Linked DNA regions of Homo sapiens: all the other regions are linked to region 3. A link is a contact called in ENCODE Hi-C data. All regions are on one chromosome and are shown on one strand. Each heading gives the region's core, a stretch centred on a gene start or an enhancer-like site at or near the end of the contact. The rest is flanking DNA. Distances are from core to core; before and after follow the strand shown.

The links. A loop is a pair of places that touch in the nucleus more often than their neighbours do. Pooled maps may share reads with other maps.
Region 1: a pooled map shows a loop between it and region 3 (2.5-fold over the local background). The contact joins the enhancer-like site here to the promoter of PATL1-DT in region 3. A Hi-C loop is called at or near these places in 1 of 168 maps with a recorded cell type or tissue (OCI-LY7), 5 of 37 single-sample maps with no recorded cell type and 6 of 50 pooled maps.
Region 2: a map with no recorded cell type shows a loop between it and region 3 (4-fold over the local background). The contact joins the enhancer-like site here to the promoter of PATL1-DT in region 3. A Hi-C loop is called at or near these places in 1 of 168 maps with a recorded cell type or tissue (OCI-LY7), 8 of 37 single-sample maps with no recorded cell type and 9 of 50 pooled maps.

The regions. Positions count from the first base shown.
Region 1 is chr11:59,265,513-59,269,484 of GRCh38, forward strand. No RefSeq gene overlaps it. Among named protein-coding and RNA genes, the nearest start is that of MPEG1, 55 kb to the left of the region's middle. Within about 2 kb of position 1,899, at least 6 of the 41 ENCODE cell types and tissues checked have a DNase peak (open chromatin) inside an H3K27ac peak, as active enhancers do; they include OCI-LY7, where a contact is called at or near this core.
Region 2 is chr11:59,282,131-59,286,231 of GRCh38, forward strand. No RefSeq gene overlaps it. Among named protein-coding and RNA genes, the nearest start is that of MPEG1, 71 kb to the left of the region's middle. Within about 2 kb of position 2,446, at least 5 of the 41 ENCODE cell types and tissues checked have a DNase peak (open chromatin) inside an H3K27ac peak, as active enhancers do; they include OCI-LY7, where a contact is called at or near this core.
Region 3 is chr11:59,666,928-59,670,597 of GRCh38, forward strand. PATL1-DT (PATL1 divergent transcript) reads left to right here and starts at 2,383. Exons shown (of 4, transcript NR_187296.1): 1 at 2,383-2,615. PATL1 (PAT1 homolog 1, processing body mRNA decay factor) reads right to left here and starts at 2,110. Exons shown (of 19, transcript NM_152716.3): 1 at 1,954-2,110; 2 at 1-37. The coding sequence starts at 1,968. RefSeq lists a silencer at 1,840-2,189 and enhancers at 2,149-2,443, 2,370-2,659.

The DNA of each region.
Region 1 (3,972 bases), core at 649-3,148, 400 kb before region 3:
CCCTATCTGCAAACAAGGACAACAGCTACCTGTGGCAGGGTTAACGAGTTATTAGTCAGAAGAGACAGAGGTGAAGTCAGAGAGCTGACCATACCAGGCCAGGCCAGACCCTGCTGCTGGTGTTCCTGAGCCCCCGCCACAACCCAGCCTTGTCCCTTCAGAGTCCCCTGGACCCCAAGCCCTTTTGGGGCTGCTTTTTGCAGCACCTCCTGCTAACCACATTCCTCCCCACTTTCTAGCCCTTCCTGCCCTGCCTGGGAGGCATCTTCAACCCTGGAGTCCACTGGCTGCAAGGGCTGAGAAGGCCACTTGTCCTGGGCCTCAGGGTTCTCACCTGGACAAAATTTGACCCCATAGGAGGTCAAAATTCCAGGCAGGAGGCGCTTGAGCCAGCTTAAAGGGGAAAAGACAGGCAGCTTTGAAGAGAAGCCTCCTCAAGGCAGGCTCACCAGGATCCCCTGCCAGCTGGGCCTGGCACACAAAGAGGCTCAGTAAACACATAGGCCAGGTGCAGTGTCTCATACCTGTAATCCTAGCACTTTGGGAAGCCAAGGTAGGTGGATTGCTTTGAGGCCAGGAGTTCAAGACCAGCCTGGGCAACTTAGCAAGATCCCTGTCTCTGCAATAATAATAATAATAAATAGCCAGGCATGGTGGTGCATGCCTGTAGTCCCAGCTACTTAGAAGGCTGAGGTAGGAGGATCCTTGAACCCAGGAAGTCAAGGCTGAAGTGAGCCATGATCATGTCACAGCACTCCAGCCTGGGTGACAGAGACCATGTCTCTGGAAAAAAAAAAAAAGGAAAAGAAAAGAGGAAAGAACACACATGGACAGAGTGAACAGGAGCTGCCTGCCACCCTCCATTTGGACAGCAAGGCCCTGTGAGGGGCCTTGGAGGTGAACCCAGCTCCCGCTGGCCCTTCATCCTCCCACCATGTGGCACAGACACTGGAGGGTCAGGCAGCAGAGGAGGTCGCTGTCCGGACTCCAGAGGGCAGAGCCCGAAGCAGGGGCAGGTGGCAGAGCCCCACACAGCTGCCCCAAGAAGACATGGCCCTGCCTAATGCTGGTGAGTGCTGGGCAGGTAACCTGTCCCAACGTGCTTTGGCTCAGTCATCCTTTCGGCCAGCCACCACCCACCCTCTCCCACCCACTCCTGACTCTGGAATGCCACCTCCAGCTCACCTTACCACTCCAACTCAGTTGCACTGACTGGAGGCCTGGGAGTGCCTGCTCACTCAGCCATCCCCCACTATGATAAAGAGAACCTGAGAGAGGGCACAGCCAGGCCAGCTCATGGCTAGGCCCCCACAGGGGCCCAGAGGCTGAATTTTGTTAGCCCTGGGCAATGTAGGAAGGACCAAAGGCCTCAACCCCCGCCGTGTCCATAAATGCCAGGTTGAGCCCCTCCTGCTGGCCCCTCTATGTCCTGACCAGGTGGCCGGCACCACCCCTTTGACCTTCTGGCTCTGGAGCACCCTGCCCCCACCCCCAGGCCCCCATCAGCTCTATTTTTATCCAAGAAGCACTCGCCCTGTGTCTATTTAGATCACTCCCCATTGAGTTTCTGGTCCTCTCATAATCTAGGCCAAGCCTCCTCAGTCTTCATGGCCCCCTCGAAGGCCAAGCGGATTCTGCATGGCACCCAGCCTGCCAGGAGCCCACAGCTCACCCGAATGGTAGCCCTGGGAAGCTAAATGCTCCCAACTAATGGCAATGCAAGAAACTCACACACCATAGTGGCAACTGTGGGATTGAATGCATTGTCCACAAGAGGTCCCAGGTCCTTCACTCTCTGAGGCCCAGAGGGCACCCCCTGGCAAGGAGGATTCACTCCCACTGAGTGGCTGAGAGGCTGGAGATTAATCCAGACGACAGCAAGTGTTTATTCATAGCAAGAAAGAGACCAGTCGGGCAGAACTTTGACTTGTCAGTGCCAAACCTCAAACCGACAGCTCAGGCCCCAGCCCCTGGCCATAAAGCCACCTGACCTGTTCCTAGGTCTTCAGCAGCTATTTGGAACCTTTGCCAGCTGGGGCCAGGAGCCCCGCTGTGGGGCCATGATTTCCCCCAACCCATCCAGACAGTTGAAAAGATGACCTGGTGAAACCCCGTCTCTACTAAAAAATACAAAAAAATTAGCTGGGCGTGGTGGCAGGCGCCTGTAGTCCCAGCTACTCGGGAGGCTGAGACAGGAGAATGGTGTGAACCCAGGAGGCAGAGCTTGCAGTGAGCTGAGATCACGCCACTGCATTCCAGCCTGGGTGACAGAGCAAGACTCTGTTTCAAAAAAAAAAAGGATGCCCTTAGGAAGCCTTCAGGATTTCAGCTGATTAAGTAAATTAACATGTATGATCCACTTCCTGCAAAGGTGTGGACAGCTATGGGTGGAGAGCCAGAGCATCTTGCCCTATAACAGAAGGGCAGGCACTATCCCTGCTTCCTGCTGGCTTCGTGTGAGGTCATCTATGTGCATGGACCGGCCCCTAGAATCCTCCCCAGCCCGGTTCACAGATGACAAACCTGAGGCAAGAAGGCTCATAGGTCAATGCAGCCAGGAGGGGTCTGAGCTGAGACTTAAAAGCAAAACTGTTTGAGTTGGATCTTCCTGAATCTATCCTTGGAGACGGTCTCAACCCACAGTCCCCACAGCCACCTGAGAACCACTAAACAGGCTAGTTTAAATGCAGGTTTCATCTTCACCTGCTCCCTGGGGCTGATTCCTTAGGTCTTGGGTGGGGCCTGGAAATCTGCCTTCCTGGCTGTTTTCCAAGGCAGTGAGTCAGGCCCACAGGGACCCACCGGTCGACTCCAGCCTCAGAGGTCTAGAGAGGGGAACCTGTGGCCAAGGCCACACAGCAAGACAGACCAGAGCCTGGGTCCCCTCACTGAGGCTGGGCTCCAAGGCTGCCTGCTTGCTTGGGTTGGGAGGAGGCAAAGCTGGTGCAGCAGGGCCTGGCTCTGTACGCTACACCCGGAGGAGAACCAGGCTGTGTTCTCCTATCTCCCTGGCTCCATCTTACTCTGGTCCATTGCAGCCCTACTAGGAACTGTGTTTCTGATGTTTGTAATTCTAAAAATATGTTTTAGAAAACTGGAAATAACAAACAAACCCTCTTTTTCACCAGCACGGAGAAGGGCAGGCTGTCAGCCAGCAGGCCCATGCGCAGATCCCACCATACTCACAGCCAGGTCCTGTCCAGTGGATGGGACAAAGAAGGCCCTGCCCTGGTGGAGCTGACATTCCAGTGGGTGCTGGGTGATGAAGGCAGAGAAACAGTGGGGCTGAGGTGGGGGCTTTCCCCAGGGAGGATGTCTTAGTCCATTCTGGCTGTTGTGACAAAATAAAAACATGAACTGGGTGGCTTATAAACAGAAATTTATTCTCACAATTCTGGAGACAAAGTCCAAGATCAAGGTGCCAGCAGATTTTGTGTCTGGTAAGGGACCCACTTTCTGATTCCCTGTGTCCTCACATGGCAGAAGAGGCAAGGGGGCTAAGGTCTCTTACAAAGGCACCTGGCTGGGTGCAGTGGCTCACACCTGTAATCCTAGCACTTTGGGAGGCCAAGGCTGGAGGATCACTTGAGTCTGGGAGTTCAAGACCCAGCCTGGGCAACGTGACAAAACCTTATCTCTACAAAAACAAGTCAGAAGAGAAAGTGTGAATCGATTCCTGTCCTTGGAGTCCTGAGTGGGCTTAGATGAGGTTAGAGTCTTTCTGCTCTATTCTTCCCTTGCCCTCTGTCCCAGAGGTTGCTGAAAGCTATTGCTGCCCCAGGGCAGGTCAGGGGCCAGAGGCATAACCGTGCACCCACTGGAAGGGGACCCCACAGCTGGACCTGGCTGCTGGGGACATGGAGTAGCCTTGAGGGACCCCCAGCTGGAGGGAAAAGGAAAGCCAAGCGGCACATACTGGACAAGTGTTAGGTTTCAAAAACCCAGGGAAATCCAGATACTGCCCAAGAAAAC
Region 2 (4,101 bases), core at 1,196-3,695, 380 kb before region 3:
ATGTTAGGTGTAGTTATGACTTTATTATTGTCCTTTTTGAAGATTATGTATGATCTTAGGAGATGTGTATGGGTTCAAGTTGACAAGTGGTGGACTTGTGATGGTTAATACTGAGTGTCGACTTGACTGGATTGAAAGATCCAAAGTATTCATCCTGTGGGTGCCTGTGAGGGTGTTGTCAAAGGAGATTAACATTTTGAGTCAGTGGGGTGGGAAAGGCAGACCCACCCTTAATATGGGTGGGCAGCATCTAATCAACTGCCAGCCCTGCTAAACGTGAAGAGATTAGGCTGGCCTAGCCTCGCAGCCTACATCTTTATCCCATGCTGGATGCTTCCTGCTCTCAAACACTGGACTCCAAGTTCTTCAGTTTTGGGACTCAGGCTGGCTTCCTTGCCCCTCAGCTTGCAGATGGCCTATTGTGGGACCTTGTGATCATGCGAGTTAATAAGAAAATCATATATATATATATATATATATATCATATATATATTTTATATATATATCATATATATATTTTATATATATCTTATATATATGATACGTATCATATAATATATATCTTATATATATGATACGTATCATATATATCTTATATATGATATATATATCTTATTAGTTCTGTCCCTCTAGAGAACTCTAATACAGCAATTAATATTTATACTAAGTATGCTTTCTTAGTTCTCCATGCCCTTAGCACTATCTGTAAAGAGAGATGCTTCCTCACAGCCAATGGGTCTCCCATTAAACACCATCAGGAAATTGACAGGCTACTATTCTCAATCTTCTTTCCATGGGAAGTGGCAGTAATACATTGTAAAGGCCACCAAAAGGGGACAGATAAAATAGCTGAGCGAAGTAAGTTGGCAGACCAAGCTAAATTGGCAGCAAGAGTGCCCCGTATTTCTGATCCACTTGAGGTCCCCCTGATCTGGAAGGGCTCCATAAAAGAAAAACCCTCAATATTCTCCTGTGGAGACATAATGGACCACCTCTCAGGGAAAGAGCTTTCAGCTCTCAGGATGGTGACAATCAGAGGATGGCAATAGGTAAAAATTTATTTAAAACGATCAAACAGATACTTAATGTTTATGAGGCTTGCCTTAAAAATAACTCCAACTAACAGATTCTTCCCCCAGAACACAAAGAATAGGATGCTATTCTATTCCAAGGAAAGACTGGCAGATGGATTTCACCCATATTCCAAGGATAAGGGACATCCAGCATCTCTTCGTATGGGTGGATACCTTCAGTAAGTGGGTAGAAGTATTCCCATGCCAGACAGAGAAAGCCTCTGAGGTAATAAAAGTACTAATCAATGAGATAATTATTTGCTTTGGACTGCCTAAGTACCTCCAGAGTGATAATGGTCTCGAGCTTACTGAACCACAGGGCAATTTCCTCCCACACTCAGCAAGGAAACACCTGAGTTAAATAAAAGAGCCATCCCTGCGATATTTAATGTCACACCGATGCCCATTGCCAGGTTACCAGATATAATTTGGAGAGTCTCATGCCATCTCTGCCTTTAGCAACCTGGTCAAGTATCTGCTGGACTTCTAGGCCACAGAAAGATGGCCACAGAGGGGTGAAGAAATAGGCTGAGGGTTCTTGGGGAGAAAGACACAGTGAGGCAGTAGGAGGTGGGGAAGAAAAGAAGACGGACTTTCACAATGGAATTAGGCACTGGGGAGAGATCAATTTCCCCACGTCAGGGAGAAGAAAGTATAGGTGGGGAAAGGGGTGGCCAGGAGCAGAAGGAAGAGGACTCAAGATGGAAAGGGAGCCGCTGTGCCTGTGGCAATACCACTTGGAGAGGTCGTTTTCATACCTTCAAGCCTTTTCCCCTGGGGTTTTGATTGTGTGGGTGCCCCATTTCTTGTCCTCTCTGCAGATGTCCAGTGAGATTTCCTCCTCCTCGTGCTGTTCTTGTGTGGCTTTCTGGGCAGTAGGGATCTTGAATTTCCTTTCTAACACTACGCCCAGCAAGGCGGGGAGCATTCCTCTGCCCTTTCTCTTGTGCCAACCTGGAAAGGTGCAGTCTAGATTTCAGTGAGAACCCTGCCAGCTGAGCCCTGTGCATCTACTACCTTGACACAGGGTGTTTTCCCACCAGAAGCCCTGCTGTGCTCTCCTGGCCCAAGTAGGGGATTCCATGCCTTCCCTTTCATGGTCTTAGCACCAGCAGCCTAGTTTCTCCCTTCCAGAGTCTCCAGGGATGGCAAATGTAAGTGGAGACAAACCTCGTCAGGTGCCCATCCCCTAAAAGGTTAATTGTGTATACGTGGCTGTGGGTGCCTTTGTGTTTTCATTCTCTTCCGCTTTTTGTTAAATTTGGTTGTCTGTGTGGTTTTATACTTGGTCAAAAGTACTCGTCTTGGTGATGCACTATTGTATGCATGAGAGAATTGGGGGAATGCGCATGTGGTACAAGAAAGAACCCCTGACCCCTTTCCTTCTCTGTGGTCCCCGGCATTAGATTGGGGGTTCTGGGAGAGGCAGGTGAATGTCCTAATGTGAATTGTTCGGTTTGTAACTGGAGTGTTTTGAAGTCTTTGGTGTTGCTCTGAGAGAGGACATCGCCACCTGGTGTTCATGAGGTGTCTGTGCAGAACAATAAATGGCAAATGAACAACCACAAAATTGTTGCTGTTGTTAACCTTCCGCCTTTTGTAGATTAGTGCACCTATTCTGTGAGGGATTTGGGTTGTCTTCCTGAGGGCAACCACAAGCCCTACCACTGGATGCGGGAAAAGTCCCTTCAGCACCCACTTAAAAAATATATCTTCCACATTGTTCTCACCCACACATTTGACCTGGTTAGACTCTTCACCTAACGGAACAGACAATATGGCTGGGAAAATAAGTAAGTGAACATGTGGGAGAAAAACCATCGTTAAAATTGTGAATGTTCATTTTTAAAGGTTCCTTCGCCTGACTACAATATGAAGTATGTTTGAATTGTTGCTTCTGCCTGTTGTTTCTCAAATAAATGTTTAATGTTAATCATCTCAAAACTGACAAGAACACAAAAATAAAATGTAAATGCAGAGCCTCCTTTGTCACCCAAATCTGTGTCTATTTCTGATAGTCCATGGAATGTGGTTTTCTTGGAAGCCAGGGTTGGTCTCCCCACAGACCCTAGCCTAAGGTTACCAGTTAGGGACCCAGGACTTGGAAGGCAGAGCCTGTGAGCTCTTCCATCAGGGATCTGACTCCGCAAAACGACTTGATGAATGCAACTGGCAAACTCCCATGTTCGGACTTCATATGCATGAGCCGTTGGACAGAGGGTTTCTTAGTACATACTTTAATGCATATTTATGTGCGATCTTGTTAGTGGGAATATAAGTTTGTGAAGAACTTCTCATTTCAATAGGCAGTTAATGCATTAAAAGTCTGGGAATTTGGGGCTGTATTTTTCCTTTCTGACTCAATAATCTTCAAAGAATTCATAGGAAAGTCAGTATTTGCAGACAAGTGGTTAACTTGGCTAAAACGTACAAAACACTCAGAACCCACAAAACACTCAGAGGTTTAGAAGAACGTTTTAATGCTTAAGAGGCAGAGTTAAGTAAAGGGGCTATAGAAATCAGTGTCCTTGGCTGGGCAGTCAGGAGAGCAGGGCTCAAATTCTGTGACTCACTTCTCTGTATCTCAGTTGGAAATGAATGGGTATCCTGGTTCCCACCTTCCCACACGCTGTGATACTTCAGACTCCTTGGATGATCTTTTCAGCCCAAGATCTTGATTGTGAACATTAACAAAGAGAACAGTCATCCTTCATAGAAGATAAATCAGTAATGATATTTGATTCAGTGAATAAATGTATCCTTTAAAAAACATTTTGTGGAGGAACATGACAGTGGTGGAGTAATTACAATCAGATGAGATTGGTATTAAAATTGAGTAAAGCCCCAACTGTTGCCAGCTGACAATCATGTGTCCTGCTAACTGCCCCAGGGCTCTCAGCCTGGAACTGAAATAAATGTGTTACAAATGGTGCTGGATGCCTTTTTCAGTTCATTTGAAAACATGGATTTGATCGTGTCAGCTCCCTTTCTGTGGGGAAAAAAAGTAGGGTCCATAATTGGTGTTACC
Region 3 (3,670 bases), core at 1,133-3,632:
CATCTTCATCTTCATCCAGAGGACAATCCTCCAAAGACTAAAAAAAAAGAAAAGACATTAGTTATTCATGAAATTCACACCCTCATTTTAAAAATGTTCTAAAAATGTTCATCTTACCTTCTCAATGAACATAATTGCTTCATTATGACTTTTTGTAAAGATGGCATTTTTTTTCTACTTCCCAATTTCCCTGACACTGGAAGATTTCATCATCTTTCTTTCACTTTCTATTTCCTAATCCTTATTTCATTTAATTCTTGCCCCACCTCACAGCATTCCATTTCTCTATTTTATCAAGAATCCACGAACAGCAGTTCCTCATGCAACCAAGAAATTAAGCCCACAACTTTCCTTACATCACTGGTTGGAATACTGATGACAATTAATAATGAACCCTTTATTTTCTTGTATCTTTATGTATCTTTTCCAGCAAAATTCTCATCTTTCTCATTATATTCATGTCATCTTTTCAACTATTATTCCGTTTTAAAGCTTTGTCTTCATTTTCCATCTTTCTTATCTTCCCTATAGGCCTAAACTCTAGTGATGAAACAGAAAATTAGGTCTTCAACCACAATAAAATGAACTCTGGAAAAGCTGTGGTATGACAAGTTCAAGTTCTGGCTCCATTCCTACAATCAGTGTGAACATGGGCAACTCAGAAAATTTCTAATTAATTCATCAAATACCTTTTAAGGACCTATTGCGTCTAAGGTTCTGTGCTAGGCTGTAAGGCTCAATGTCTTACATTGTAATGCAGGGACAATACCAACTATGGCAGAGAGTTGTGATGATCAAAGTGGGCAAAGATTACAGATTATCGAACAAAGGCTAGAGGCCACCACATCCTAGGTGTGTTCTATTTTCCCCCTTTACTTCAATCTTACTCAACTGATTTATTCTCCAAGTTTTCCTTTTGGTTTGGTCTTAGATCATTCCTATCAAGTATACCTGTCCTCAATTTTCAAAAATTCAGAATCAGAATTCCATATTCTATCAGTAGGTACGTTTGTGATACACCTTGCCTGGCTACCTCTTAGCTACCCTGTTTACAATGGAAAGATTAGGTCAAAGGGCGTTCTTCTTACCCCAGAGCCCTTCCAAACTCATGCCAATAGGCATGCCACTGCCTCCTTATCAGAGGCAACTTCCAGCAGTACTCCCTTCCAAATCACAAATATCTACTTTACCAAATCGCTGCTTTTTTAAATTAAAAATTCTTAAGGATCATTTACATCAGTTCTTTCATGCTACAAATTCAGAAAGTTTACGTCCAGAGATTAGGAGTCACTCAAGGTCACACAGTGAGTTGGTGACAGGGTCAGTACTGTCTGCTGCTATTGCTACATTCCCGGCACCTTCTCCAAACCCGCGTCTCCCAGCACTAGCCCAGAAGGAACTTCTGCAGGACACGCCCCCCTCCCAACTCGGAGCCCTCTTTAGTAAACGGGCTGGGGCCCTAATCCAACGGCAAGCCCAGGCCCCCTTCACCTGAAGGTAGCCTGTGTGAATGGGATGTGTGTCAGTGTAATTCGAGTGGAGGTGGGTGGGGGGTGGTTCCGGGTCCAGGGCGGGAAACGCGGCTCTGGGAATTCCCGGGTGACACCTACTTAAGAAAAGCACCCGGGGAGATGCAGTGCTCTACCCTCCGTGGCTCCTCTAGGGGTGGGGGCGGGGGTGTGGTCTGGTTACAGCACTTAACGGGCCCTCCCCACCCCAAAACGGAGGCCAACTTTCCCCAGCGGCAACTAATGGGACTGTCTCGACCCATGAAGCCAGCTCCCAGCCCTAGGATTAGACCCGCGACCCCAGACCAGTCGCGTCCAGCTAAGTCCTGCGACTCCCCCAGCCCGCCCCCTGCCCCGCAGGAACACAGGACCGGCGCGCGGAGAGAGAGTGAGGGAGAGGGGCGCGGGAGGGAGGGAGGGGTCACTTCCGGTCGCAACAGCTCACCTCGTAGCGGAACATTCTTGGGGAGGGGGGCAGGGAGCGGGGAGGGGAGAGGGGGAGGGAGGGAAGAAGCGCTGACTCCCCGGCTCCTCCGCGCGCGGGTCCTCCACCGGCTCGCGACCCCTGGCCGCCGCCGTACGCCGGAGCGTGCGTGGGGACGTGCGCAGGCGCGCCTCAGGCAGGGCGGCCACCCCGCTCGGCGCCCGGCGGCGGCGGCTGCGCAGGGACAGATTTGGCGTCCCGCTTCCTAGTCTCAGCGGCGGGAAGGAGGTCCCGTGGCGAGAGACTGCGCACGCGCTGCCCGTCTTCGGCTGCCTGGTGATCTGGGCTTGTAGCTCCGCCCCCTCTTTCTCCGCGCCCTCTAGGCGCTCGGCTTGGAGCTCAGGGGCCGGTCACGAGTTCTCCGTCACCCGTGGGGCGGAGAAAACCCTTGTGATTGTCACAGGATATAGCTTTGAAGAATCCTGCGCTTAGCCTGGGCTGGGAAAGATGAGATTCCCGGGCAGTTTTTCCAACGTCCGACTCACTCCTCAGGCTGCTCGGGGGTCTCCCCGTTGCAATCTGCGCCTTGCGCAGGGAAAAAAGAATGGAAAGTTGCTGGTCTTCGAAAGGGGCGGACTTCGTCGCCACTTTCAGCGGCTCGTCGCCTGCTGAATCCACAGCAGGTCAGGGCTGTGATTTATGTGGCTCAAAGTGATGACGGCGCCCGTTTTTTTTTTTTTTTTTTTTGAAATGCTGAAGACAGGTTCCGGGAGGTTTAACTAGGGTGGTATTTTTAAGCGCCAGGCTCATTAGGCGCGAGGAGCTGCAGAGCCTCGAAGGGCCGCACGGCCGTGGGCCGCTGGCCACGCAGCAGCAGGGTCTTCGGGCCGTGGTGCGCCGCTGGGTGACTCCACTTCCTTAGAGGATCGAACCCACAGAGGAATGTGTCCAGCTTAGAAGCTTCGGCCCCCTGGTTCCAGAATTCTGTTGGGTGGTTTGTTACCTCTAGCACGCTCCATGCCCTTCTTGCCCCTTTCCTTTCAGACAAAACTTGCAGCACAAAGAATGAATTCTTTTGGGTTTCGCAATCCGTTTCTTCCCTGGGCGTCTTAAAATGCAGCCTCGTCTCGGAATGGCATACAGTAAATCCCCTAAATGTTAGTGTGTCTGGATCAGTTTGAGTATCGGAAACGCTGAATTTGTGAAGAAAAGTTCTGGGTGGGAGCTTGTGCTTTGCCACTGGCTAGGAAACTTTGGGCAACTTACCTAAACCTCTCTGAGCCTTAGTTTCTTGTAAAATGGGTATAATTACACCTGCCTCATGATGGTAACACTACTAACGATTGAAGGCTGCCTGGGACTCTGCTAGGCGCTTTATAAAATGGATTATCTCATTGAATCCTTCCTTATGTGCCCCCCATGAGGTAGGTACTGTTATTTTCTCAGTTTACAGTTGAGGAACCTGAGGATTAGCGACATTGTTTGCCTCCAACCACCCAATGGCAAGTGGTAAAGCTAGCAGCTGAGATTTGTCTGATTATTAAAAACCGAGTGTCTTAATCACTGTGCCAGAATAACAAAAGCAAATGTTGACATGGGCCAGGCCTGAACTTTAAAGAAGTGGAGCGTCGGGACAAGATGATTTATTGGTTTTCAAGCATGCATGGAACATTATAAAACATCAAATACTAAGTAACAGGCCAGGCGCGGTGGCTCACGCCTGTAATCCCAGCACTTT